Regions from separate parts of the Homo sapiens genome. Here all the other regions are linked to region 1. The links are chromatin contacts, found by Hi-C in ENCODE. All regions are on one chromosome and are shown on one strand. Each heading gives the region's core, a stretch centred on a gene start or an enhancer-like site at or near the end of the contact. The rest is flanking DNA. Distances are from core to core; before and after follow the strand shown. Region 1 has its middle 40 kb from the start of ZBTB20. Region 2 overlaps ZBTB20 (zinc finger and BTB domain containing 20). Region 3 overlaps LSAMP (limbic system associated membrane protein).

What was found. Hi-C counts contacts between places; a loop is a spot of excess contacts on that map. Pooled maps may share reads with other maps.
Region 2: a loop to region 1 is called in a map with no recorded cell type, with 10 times the contacts of the local background. The contact joins two enhancer-like sites. A Hi-C loop is called at or near these places in 2 of 37 single-sample maps with no recorded cell type and 4 of 50 pooled maps.
Region 3: a loop to region 1 is called in a map with no recorded cell type, with 11 times the contacts of the local background. The contact joins two enhancer-like sites. A Hi-C loop is called at or near these places in 3 of 37 single-sample maps with no recorded cell type and 3 of 50 pooled maps.

What each region holds. Positions count from the first base shown.
Region 1 is chr3:115,185,082-115,189,009 of GRCh38, reverse strand. No RefSeq gene overlaps it. Among named protein-coding and RNA genes, the nearest start is that of ZBTB20, 40 kb to the right of the region's middle. RefSeq lists an enhancer at 1,859-2,048. Within about 2 kb of position 1,894, at least 2 of the 41 ENCODE cell types and tissues checked have a DNase peak (open chromatin) inside an H3K27ac peak, as active enhancers do.
Region 2 is chr3:114,582,716-114,586,204 of GRCh38, reverse strand. The region is part of intron 6 of ZBTB20 (zinc finger and BTB domain containing 20); the gene reads left to right. Among named protein-coding and RNA genes, the nearest start is that of ZBTB20-AS5, 130 kb to the right of the region's middle. Within about 2 kb of position 1,289, at least 6 of the 41 ENCODE cell types and tissues checked have a DNase peak (open chromatin) inside an H3K27ac peak, as active enhancers do.
Region 3 is chr3:116,036,232-116,040,128 of GRCh38, reverse strand. All of the region lies in intron 2 of LSAMP (limbic system associated membrane protein), which reads left to right. All of the region lies in intron 2 of LOC124906269 (a long non-coding RNA gene), which reads right to left. Among named protein-coding and RNA genes, the nearest start is that of SNORD155, 130 kb to the right of the region's middle. Within about 2 kb of position 1,413, at least 2 of the 41 ENCODE cell types and tissues checked have a DNase peak (open chromatin) inside an H3K27ac peak, as active enhancers do.

The sequences.
Region 1 (3,928 bases), core at 645-3,144:
GGTTTGAACCAATTCTTTCATGTATAAGTGTGTTTTTTAATCAAAACTCAATCTCTAGAAAGACCATTATAATTTCCCTCTAATTATAGACAGCTTGGTCACATAAAAGTTTTTCTTTTTTTTAATAGATCCTCTCATTATGACTTACACTGACCATTCATGACTGCTTGGAAGTTCTGGTTTGTCCTGAACATCCCTCATTTTTAAAACAACCAGTTATTTTATTCTAGGACAAAATTTACCATATAAGCTTCTTTCTCATATAAAGTCATTTTTCTTTAAGCTTTCTTACCAAAAATACCTCTTTAATTATATTAATATAACTTTCTTTACATCTGTCTTATTTCCTGGTTTCTTTTTCCTTGTTGTATACATAACCCTTAAAGAAGCTTTGAATTAGACAACAATTATTCACCTTTTAAAAAGGATACACTTTAGAAAGAATGTTTTCTTACAATTTTTTTGAAAATACCCAATTGATGAAATACCTATTATTTAATTTAACTTTAGTTTCTAAATTATGACAAGTTTGTCTACAAATATTTATCCCATTACATTTACCTAATTATTTTAATAGTGTACCTAGATTATTTATGATACCTGCAATAGTCATCATTTTAAGTTATGAAACTATAACTGCAAAATTATAACTGGGACAATGAAAAAGGTCTGACCCAACCTACTCCATTTTGCTTTTAACCTCTAAGCTGCCCTTGTTCATTTCCGGGCATTGGATGAATTAACTTTGGGAGTATCATAGTTTATAGTTTAGTTTTGAAAGAGATGATAACAGTCCCTCACAAAACAAACCCCCTTCCTGCCTGGGGACTTGACTGCCTAAAGCTATAGATTAGAAGTTATGGCTATTTCACTAAATAATTCAATATTTAGCTATTTTCATTGAATCAATATCAACCTCTTATTTATCAAAAATTATGCAAGCAAAGATAATTGTATTTTGGGCTGGGTTTATAGTTTTGTATCCCTTATGCCAAATTTTGACACCTTATAGTATTTGGCAGAGATAAGTATGAAATTGCTTGATCAATAAATGAAAATAAACATGTATGCTGAAAATTCTTAAGCCATTTCTACTGTTCTTTACCAATAATTTTAAAGCTAGATTATTAAAGATTTTACTTAAGTCACATGAACTTAAAAACCATTGGGGTTCATTATTTAATTGATGACTACTCACTAAGCCAATTTGGTACCTTGTGGCCAAAACACAACAAAATACATGTACGTACACATAAACACACACATACATTTTCATACACTAAAGATCCTATAGCTTTTACTTCAGAACTCTAGCCGTGAGATATTAATACAAACTTATTGGTCTGCGAAAACAGTAATGAAAAGGAATGGTTGGAGTCTAACAGTGGATTTTATCTTGGTCAAAAAGTAATAGCAGCTTTAAAGCAGGGAGAAAAAAAAACAGAGAAAAAGAGAACTTAAGAACTCTGTAGTTTGAAGGTCGATCTTAGTGCCCCTTTTCTTTCATGTAAATGTGCACAAAGACCATAATAATTCTATTTTAGACAAACTCTAACAAGTAGAGGTGCCATAAAACCAATGGAGTGCCCCAAAGGGGGTCATTCTCCTTGTTTTATCCTCGTTTTTAGATTATTAATTTCCCACTTTTCTTTTTCTTTTTTTTCTTAAAAGGAGGAACTGAGCTATGGCCTAGGGTTTTTGTGGTGTGTGCTGATTGTGGGTGGGACTCCATAGTGTGTTACCACTGAGTTGTTGCCACCCTCTTTCATGTCTCAGTTTCATTCTCTGGAGGTCTACCACCTCCAGGAGGGCTCAAAGCTCAGTGACCAGCTCCCATATGTGCTTCCTGGATGAGCCCTTTTTTAAACAAGTTTGATGGGGATTCTCCATAGGGCTGCTGCAAATCACAGGTGGTCAACCCTCTCTACACTCCCACGAGGCCCCTGGTCACCCACGGGTGCCTTTCAGCTGGGTGGAGCAAAATGTTCATTCTCTTCGAAGCTAAGAAAACTAAATCTCTCATTTACCTATGAAAACAACAGTTCAGCTTCTCACGCAAATGTGCACATACAAGCCAAACTGACATTAATTCTGGGAGAAAAAGCAATAGAGAAGACCCTTTAGAATGCATCTCCGAATTAAAAGTAGAATCCTTAAACAATAACTTCCTAGGAGAGAAAGAAAGGAAAAAAAAAGCCAAAACCACTTCCTGTAAACCACCTTCAGCCACCCCTAACTTTGGAGTTCTTGCCTACCATTATACACACCAAGGTCAAATCTTCTCACAGTACAAGGTAATCTCTAATAGCCCCAAAGCCAAAGAGGTCAAGTCATGCAATACAGGAGAGCAGAGCTTTAGACCTAAGAAGAATGTGCCCATGACTCTTGGAACTCCACAAAGAAAACAGAACATCCCAAAAGGGGTGAGTGGTGTCTTTGTTCTGAGTTCTCTAAGGAGTTTGAGTCATTAGAAGCCTTCTCTCTAGATTTTTCTTGGTACTGAAGATGACAAAGGGGGAAGGCGGTATGGGGTGGAAGAAAAGTAAACAAAAGAACAATTGTTGTTTTGTTTCCTTTTTTTTTTCAGACAGGAAGCAAACACAGAAACCAAATGCCTAGTTTTGGGTTTTTGTTTTTTGTTTTTTCCTCTTTTACAGCTGTGAGGAATTTTAGCCAATTCAGAGAGGACTTGTTACCCATACTTTGAAATTCTCATTCAGATTTGACCAAGTCATGTAGGGTTGGTCAAATCTGAAAGGAGAAGGACCAGAACAAACAAAAACAACAACAACAAAACCAACAATATGATTACTGAGCACTCTAATGGTAAGGAGAAATTAAGATCAGCTGGTTGTTAATCTTAACTTTAGCCAAGACAAAACCCCAATTCAGCTACTTATGTAGGGTTGGGTCTCAGACTGAAGACTTCTCTCTTCCACTCTGGAAGCAGGAAAAAACTCAAACTCACCTTCCCTGTTGGAAGCAAGCTCAAACTCTAGAAAGGAGTTACCTCCCTTTCATCATCATGGAAGCAGGAAAACTTGCCTCCTTTGCTGGAAGCAAGTAAAACTCCCCCTTCCTCGAACCAAGAAAAAGGAGTTTTACAGCAGAATAAACTTTAGATCTTGATCAAATCTGGGGGGATCAGGGATTCTCTGAAGGCGATGCTTCCAGGCCTCAGCAAATTATTCTATTGGTTTGACCCATAAAGACAGCTCAAACTGGTACTAAGCACCAACAGGAGATATGTCAAAGGTCAGGGGAACCTCTACTCAGAATCCATTTGTGATTGCCAAATGTGAACTCCAAATATCTGAGACAGGTCTCAGTCAATTCAGGATGTTTATTTTGCCAAAGTTAAGGACACGTGCCCATGATACAGCCTCACAAAGTCCTGACTACATGTGTCCAATGTGGTCAGGGCACAGCTTGGTTTTATACATTCTAGGGAGATATGAGACATCAATCAATATATGTAAGATGTACATTGGTTTGGTCTGAAAAGGCAGGATAACTCCAAGAGGGAGCAGGGAGTGGGGTTGGGGGGCGCTTCCAGGTCATAGTGAGAGGTGACAGCGTGCTGGCAGTCCTCACAGCCCTTGCTGGCTCTCGGCGCCTCGTCTGCCTGGGCTCCCACTTTGGCGGCACTTGAGCCCTTCAGCCCACTGCTGCACTGTGGGAGCCCCTTTCTGGGCTGGCCAAGACCGGAGCCGGCTCCCTCAGCTTGCAGGGAGGTGTGGAGGGAGAGGCGCAAGCAGGAACTGGGACTGCACGCCGCGCTTGCGGGCCAGCTGGAGTTCCGGGTGGGTGTGGGCTTGGTGGGCCCGCACTGGGAGCAGCCGGCTGGCCCTGCTGCCCTAGGCAATGAGGGGCTTAGCACCTGGGCCAGCGGCTGCGGAGGGTGTACTCGGTCCCCAGCCGTGCCAGC
Region 2 (3,489 bases), core at 40-2,539, 600 kb after region 1:
CCACAGGAACAAATAATTGCTTAGTAATTCTCTTTGAGGTAGAAAATTCTAAACATGGAGGAACCATTTCCCCTTAATGGGAGCCAGAAATCCTCTAAGTGCTTGAAATGGCATTCACAAGTCTGAATGGTAAACAGATAAAAACAGGAGCGCACCAGTTGCACAAATGACTTGCTTGTCACAAACTTGTCATTGCAGTAATCTAACATTTCTTTCACAGAGCCCGATGGAAAGTATGGAACAAACAGGCCCTGCTGACGTTTTGGCTCTGCTAAGCCTTCCTCCGAGCTAAAGCATCTGCAGCATCTTCCTGTTCTAGACCCTTTATCTGCTGAAGTTAGCTGATACTGTACATGTCAGAGAAATGTTTGACTATTGCATTAACAAGTTGATGACAAGCAAGTTATTCCTGCAACTGAAATACTGCTGCTTTTAGCAGGCTGCCATTTTGACCTTCATTTTATTATGCAGAAGAACCCTAACAGAGCAGAGCACTGGGGAGAAACCAGTGTGGTTGCCCCAGGCCCATACAAAGACCACCTGCCTAGGGATTAGGTATAGTGGTACAGGGGGCATACCAGGCAGGTCCATTAGAAGTATGGAAGGGATTCCTTGTAAAACATAAATGTGAATACATTAGACGGTTTCAAAGATTGTTCTTGCAGGGGTAAAATGAACTGCACAGAAATAGATTTCTTCCTGCATCCTCTGAACCCCACACACATGTGCACATACGGCTGTGTATGCTTTATAGAATGATATGAGATGGGAAACTTAAATGAAAATTGTATATACCAGCTCTACACATAGTTTTTGTCAATTGTTGGAGTTCCTGTCATCAGTAGCTTCCCTTAACCTCCTCCTCACTCAGCATAATATCTGGAGTTATCTAAACCTAATCAGACCCATGCTCTTGTCCCCTCAAGAGCACTGTTATCTCCATTAGCCTCCTCATAGAAAATTTAAGCAGCCCTCTCTAGGACATCACCAGTTCATTTCCAACCTCAGCTGCCAGCAGGGAGTACTCCTACACTGTGTAACTTCAGCCTCTCGCCGTTCTGTTTGAGGAAACTTCCTCCCCTCAGGGACCCACACTTGGGGTTCCTCGAGTGTGTAGTCCAGAGGGTCCCAGCCTTTAACAGGAGCCTTGCCTGTAAGAGAAGCCTTGCCTATTGCCCCCTATGGTGTTTTGCCTTTGTTGATGCCATAGGTATATCAGCACTTGGAACAACAGAGAGTTTGCCCTAAGACTTTGGCCTTTTCATAAAACTGAGCTGCTCTTATTCACCAAGGTGTCAGCTGCCTTGTATTCTTTCTAGACGCTTCAGGTCTGTTAAGGGTACACTGATAGTGTTTTGTCTGATTTAAATATTGACGCAAAAAACTTGCATTCTCGTACTTATTTTCTGGCTGGTGCCCCAGGTACTTTCATTTTCAAAAGTTCTGTGTAAAAATGATAATCATTGTCCATCCATGAGAACCACATTTCTTGCCAAAGTGGTGATGAGGCTTAACTTTCTTTTAGACTTGGCAAATTGCACACATTACTGTCTCCAGGGTGAAATGTTTTACTCCCATCCCAAATATCTCTTGATGTAATCTATACCTTAGCTTTGTGGAACAACTACCTCAGAGGACAGGTGGGAAGGGTGTGAGAAGAGAGCCTTTTTTTTTTTTTAACAGAGTTAGGGATATTGTCCCTGGAAAAAGAGGTGAAGATAGTTTGAGGCAGCATTTAAAGTTTCTGCAAAAGGAAATACGTGAATGAACAATTTGAATTGTAAATGGAATTTCATCAGCTTTTTCTTTCTAAAGTTCCTAATAGGATTTCCATAATGATTTTGTGTTTTCCTTCTTAGTAGAACTTAAATGGCAAATAAATGATACACTATTTTTGATTTAGAAAAAAATAAAAATCTTTTCTGTGGGAGCTCTCTTTTTAAATACACATTAGGGGATAGATAATGGCAAACAAAAAAAAGTCTTTCTTCCTATTCAGATGGATAGCTATCAGTGTGTGTATGTCTTTTTAATATTTATTTATTTGCTTATTTGATCATTTATTTGTCTATTTATTGTAAGGAAATTAACAAAGGAAAGAAGAAAAACACCTCATGATAAATTAATCTCATTAGATACGTAGAATTTTAGGGCTAGAAAGGAGTTTGATGATCAAGCTATGACTTTATATCACACTCACTTTAGAAATGTGAATGTATGTGAATTTTGAGACCCAAAGATGTTTAATCAGATGAACCAAGATGCGCAATAGGATTGTGGCAGAGCTCGGCCTAAAACTTTCATTTCAGGCAATACTCCCTCAGAGATTACATTACATTTTTTAAAGCTTTATTTTAAACAAAGACAGTCTCATTTTAATAATTTGCACTGATGTGCTTAAATCTAATAGAACATTTGCTATTATAGTAACTGAGACCTCACATTGGTTACACCAACTAAGGAATATACATTTCAACAGTTTGAAGACATTTCTTTCTAAGCCGTTTCTTATTTGCATAGGGTAAGGAACCTTAGTTAGTTCAATTAATTTTTATCTTTTGTAAGATTTCAAAGAAACACTTGCACCGTTCCTATTTACCTAAAAACATGTTTTTTAAATGAATCTGTTTCTTTAATAAGTATTCACTTAAGTAGGTCATACTGTAACGTTCTTGGTGATAAAAAATCTTTTATCAGGATAAAAGAAATCTTATTTTTATTCCCACTTTTAGCCATGTTTGAGTTGGTCCTTGTAATTGTTGGTTTCAACAAAACACTAAGTCAAAAAATCAATGTTTGTGTTTATTTTTGTTTAATACATGAGAAAAAAGTCCATTGATCTTTTTGCAGTTATGATACATAAATACTGTATTTTTCACTTATGCGAAACTTAATTTTTGAGGGTTTCCTTTTTGTTTCATTTCTCTGTTTCACATTTTTCAAACATCTGTACCATGGTTAGTGGTTAGAGTAGCAGTGGCTGGCACTTTTCTTCCACAATGTGAGAGAAAGAAAAGTGACTGGAATAAAACTTTGCTTTTCATATGGTTGACTTGAAATGCAGCATTGAAAAGGTATCATCTCTTTCTTTTCTGAAACCAGAGGTGAAACCCGCCAGCCAATAGCAGTACTGATACCAAATCACCTGTTGATTCTGTTAATTCATGTAAGTAAAGTCTGGCAATGCATGCCTCACTTCATCAACTGAAAAACCTAAATGGATGATCTTTGTGCATTGGCAGCATCTGTCTATATCAACAATATATCCCTCTGGTCACTCACTTAAGGAAGCCTGAGATTCTATAGTCAGTCAAGAAGTGAATGAAAACTTTTGCTTTTGATTCAACAAAATAATCACTTTGTAGGCATGTTTGGCTGTGAAGTGCTTACTAATATTGGGCTCTATTATCAGAGATAGTGAAGAGAAGATGACACTAGTGCTTTCCTTTACCTCGATTAATTCTAGTTAGGAAAATCTATGGTGTTTGC
Region 3 (3,897 bases), core at 164-2,663, 850 kb before region 1:
ACACATAACAGGAATTTGCTTTCTCTTTGGGTATGTCATTCTACTGTGCACTGTGCTTCAGCGAGCTTTCCATTGCCTTCTGTTTAATTCCACTCCCAGTAAGTAGAAAAGGGGACCAGTTTTTTTCCCCCCCCAAAGAGAGGCAGAGTAAAGAGCTGCTGTTACCTGGAGCGTGGGGACTCAAGATGAGACAGGGCTTTAGCGATGTATGTTGAGGGCAAAAAGGAGGACTTTGAAAGGTGAACCTTAAAGAGACAAGCTGGTCATTGAAAACTAAATTGCCAAACTTGCCTCCAGTGAACAAATGCACCTGCCATTCGTATTGCAGCCAATTTGCTGTTTCTACTTTTATCTCTCTCACGCAGCAGGCTCCAAACTCTCAAAGGTTTTCCTGTGGCCTCTCTTTGTAATGCCCCACCCAGCAGGACTGTTAGATAGAGGCTTCTGTGTAGGCATTTTATTCCCACCTTCTCTCCCACTCATTGCATTAAAATAAATTGAAACAATAATATTCCCAAGAGAAGTAAAGTTCTAAGGAGCAACAGCTCTTCCTCCAAACCCTAATGCTACTGGAAGCTGTCCAGCTTTTCAAGATGGTGCATGGTGCCTCCATAAAATACAGGCACTGGAGCCTAGCCACCAAGGGAGAGACACTCTGTGCTGTTAACACGTTACTTAGGTGTGAAGTAATGCTTTTAAATGTACTCTCACAGAGTGAATAATAGCTTCTGGAGAAAGACTTCCTTTGATGGATGAAATTGTATAAGCAGGGTCTCATCCCCAAAGCATTTTTTGCCATGTGCAGAAATGTTTGATAATGAATGATCATCAAGTGACTAGTTTTAATTACCTAAACAGGAGGGGGAAACACCATCTTTCCATAAAAAGAATTCAGAATGACAAATGTAGATTTGCTTATGTGAAAACATTCAATTCAATCATTTCCAAAAGATTTGTTTCAACATGTATTGTTGAGCTTTCACAATAGCTTACATTTCTCAACCCTGAAAGATGCTTCCAGTTACAGACTTCTAATTCTCTATGCCTGTGGTTCTCTGAAGACACCTCTATACATTTAAATATAGGCTATTGCAAACACTGGCAGGGAAAAAAAGAAAGACCTTGGAACTGCATCAAATATAGGTTGTTTTTATCCTCCCTCTCTCATGAAAACCTGAAGTAAATGCTATGCAAAGTATTCTAATGCTGCCTTAAGGTTGGTATTTTTATTTGCACAAAAGAAACATTATTCAATTGTGGTTTCTCAATCAACTATAACTCTTACCCAATATAAGGGAAGATCTCAGTCTTTTGTCTTATAACATGCAGAAAATGACAAGCATTTGAGCAATATTTCTATTCTGTTGCCCTTCGTGGTCTTTCTGACTTGCACTTCTCTCTCTTACTTTAGGCCAGCCAAATGAACAGCCTTCAATTAAAAGAGGAAGTGCTAAGTGACTGTAGTGTGTATCTCAGAATGAGAGGCGGGTGTATATATATAGCATACATCTCAGAGAAGGGGAGAGAGCTCTCATCTGAGAGCAAAGGAATTAGAAATAAAAAGAAAGTATTCAAGGCATTCCACGGTTCAAGAAATAAATCCTATTTAATGCTTTAGTTTTCTCTACAGAGATGTTACAGATTCAAGTAAATAAAAGTTGCTGGTCACCTGTTACCTCCCAAAAGTGTATGTCCAGAGAGAGGTCTCTGGCCTTCACTGATACATTTATTCATGCTTTCCCTTTCTGTGTTCCAGAGAAATATTTCAAATCACTATTTCTGATGTTCCAATCAGGTGGCACTGGCGTCTTCAGAGATTAGTGACATTTATTATGAATACTTCCTATATTCCAGACATCATGTATTTCACACGCATTATTTTATTTAAAATTTGTAAAGGCCTATAAGTTAATTTTCCCATCCTTCAGGTGAGAAAACTGAAAGATTAAGTAATTTCCCCAAGATTAAATAGCTAGTAAATTGAGGAACTGGGACTGAAACAAGGCTCTGAAACCCAGTGTCTAACCACCAAATTATACACTATGAATACATATTGAAAGAGATAGTCCCCATCCTCTTGGATCTTCAGACATCCTTTGTTCAGGACATTGATCACACTCATATCTTTTATTCTAGATCCCTGGCCTCTTATGTTCATCCATATAAGGAAGCATTAACCATGAGACTATGGAAATTCAGCTCAAGGGTTAGTCCTCCTGGTTCACTTCTAAAATGCTCATCTAAACAGAATAAGCTTATACCACTGAAGTTGAGTACAATCTTGTCATATAGGACATTACTGATATATATATATCAGTATGATTATATATATGATTATATATATGCACATACAAACTATAAAGGTGTGCTAGGCCAAGTATAACCACATAGTCATGGGACATATTCTGCAAGCCCTACATAAAAATCAGTAATGTTACCATACAATTCTGGCTCAATTTTATCTTCCTTTTGTGCTTTCTGAGAAGAAGATTACATAAAAGAAAATATTCTAAGCATATATACCCAATATACTTTCCCTAAATGATTTAGTTAATCCTTGTGTCTGTCCTGGAATCTAGAAAATTGGAATGTTATTTTTATCTCTTTGGAGATAAAGAGACTGAACTATGGAGAGATTTTGTAGCATGAAGGAGCCCTACTGAGAGTCAGAGAAAGTATGGGGCTCAAAATCTAGGTCTCCTGAAGCCTTGCATTTAGTGAATGGGACTGCTCTTAGATAACTGCTTACTTATGTAGGCCAGATCTTATTTTCTATCCAGAGTCACACATTTTCAGTTTGTCCCTCTCACTATTATCCTGAAATCCTCCCTGGTTGGCCTTAAAAATAGCTTCTGTACTAGAAATATATTCAGTGAAATTCCTTTATGTTTTTCTTATGAAGAAATGATTGTTTAATAAGGAAACCTGCAAAATGCCAAATATAGAATTGTTTCACTATGGGAAACTGAGAACATACTTGACCTATGTTTGAAATCTTATTTGTTCTGATAAAGCATAATTTTGTATTTCAGTAAGGGAAACTAATACAGAGGTCCCCGAGTCCTTGCATTGATTATGTAACAGATTTTCCTTAAATAATTCCTGAGGTATTGTCTTTCTCCTCTAGCTGGAGGAAGAAAAAAAGATCTGCAGGTACAAAAGATACCAAGACAGAGAGAAAGCCAAAAATATTATCCAGGACTCATTTATTCCAGCAGCTATGCTATTTACTAGCTAGCATATGCAAATGGAGAGAAACTTGGTTATAGTACCTGGACTGCAAAGTAAGAATTTTTAGTACAATATTTCCTCAAGCAATTTCTAGAAATACTTGGTACTGTTCATTATCTTAATAGTTGTGAATGGAAGTTGTGACTCTATTGATGAGAATGCCATTTTGCTAATTCAATAATACTCTTATATTATCTTTGTTTAGATTTTACAGAATACTTTCTTTGACACTATGCATTTTATAAAATTCCATTTTGAGATTGCCAAATTTCCAGGCTCAGTGACTTATAGGTTAGGGGCCTGGAAGTAGCCACTTACAGGTTTTTAGCACCAAAGATTTATAATTGGGGTGGGCTCACAGATAACGAATGCCTGACAGGCAGTGAAGACAAAAGTGAGGCACAGAATTAGTCAAAGACATCAATTTCTGACTCTGAACTGTGGCTTCAGAATCACAGAGCAGAGAAGTTCCTATAAGGCCTATATCTCTTACAAGGTGACGGCCTCTGTCAGGCAGGAGGCTATAACTCGTCAGAAAATAAAGAAGAAATGGATGAGTAGACTGGAGGATTAATTGTGTACTCATTAACATCCAAAGTCTCCATTCAATGGAGGAAGAAAGAGTTTCCATTCAGTGGTCATAGTCAGGAAACATGAGGGACTCTG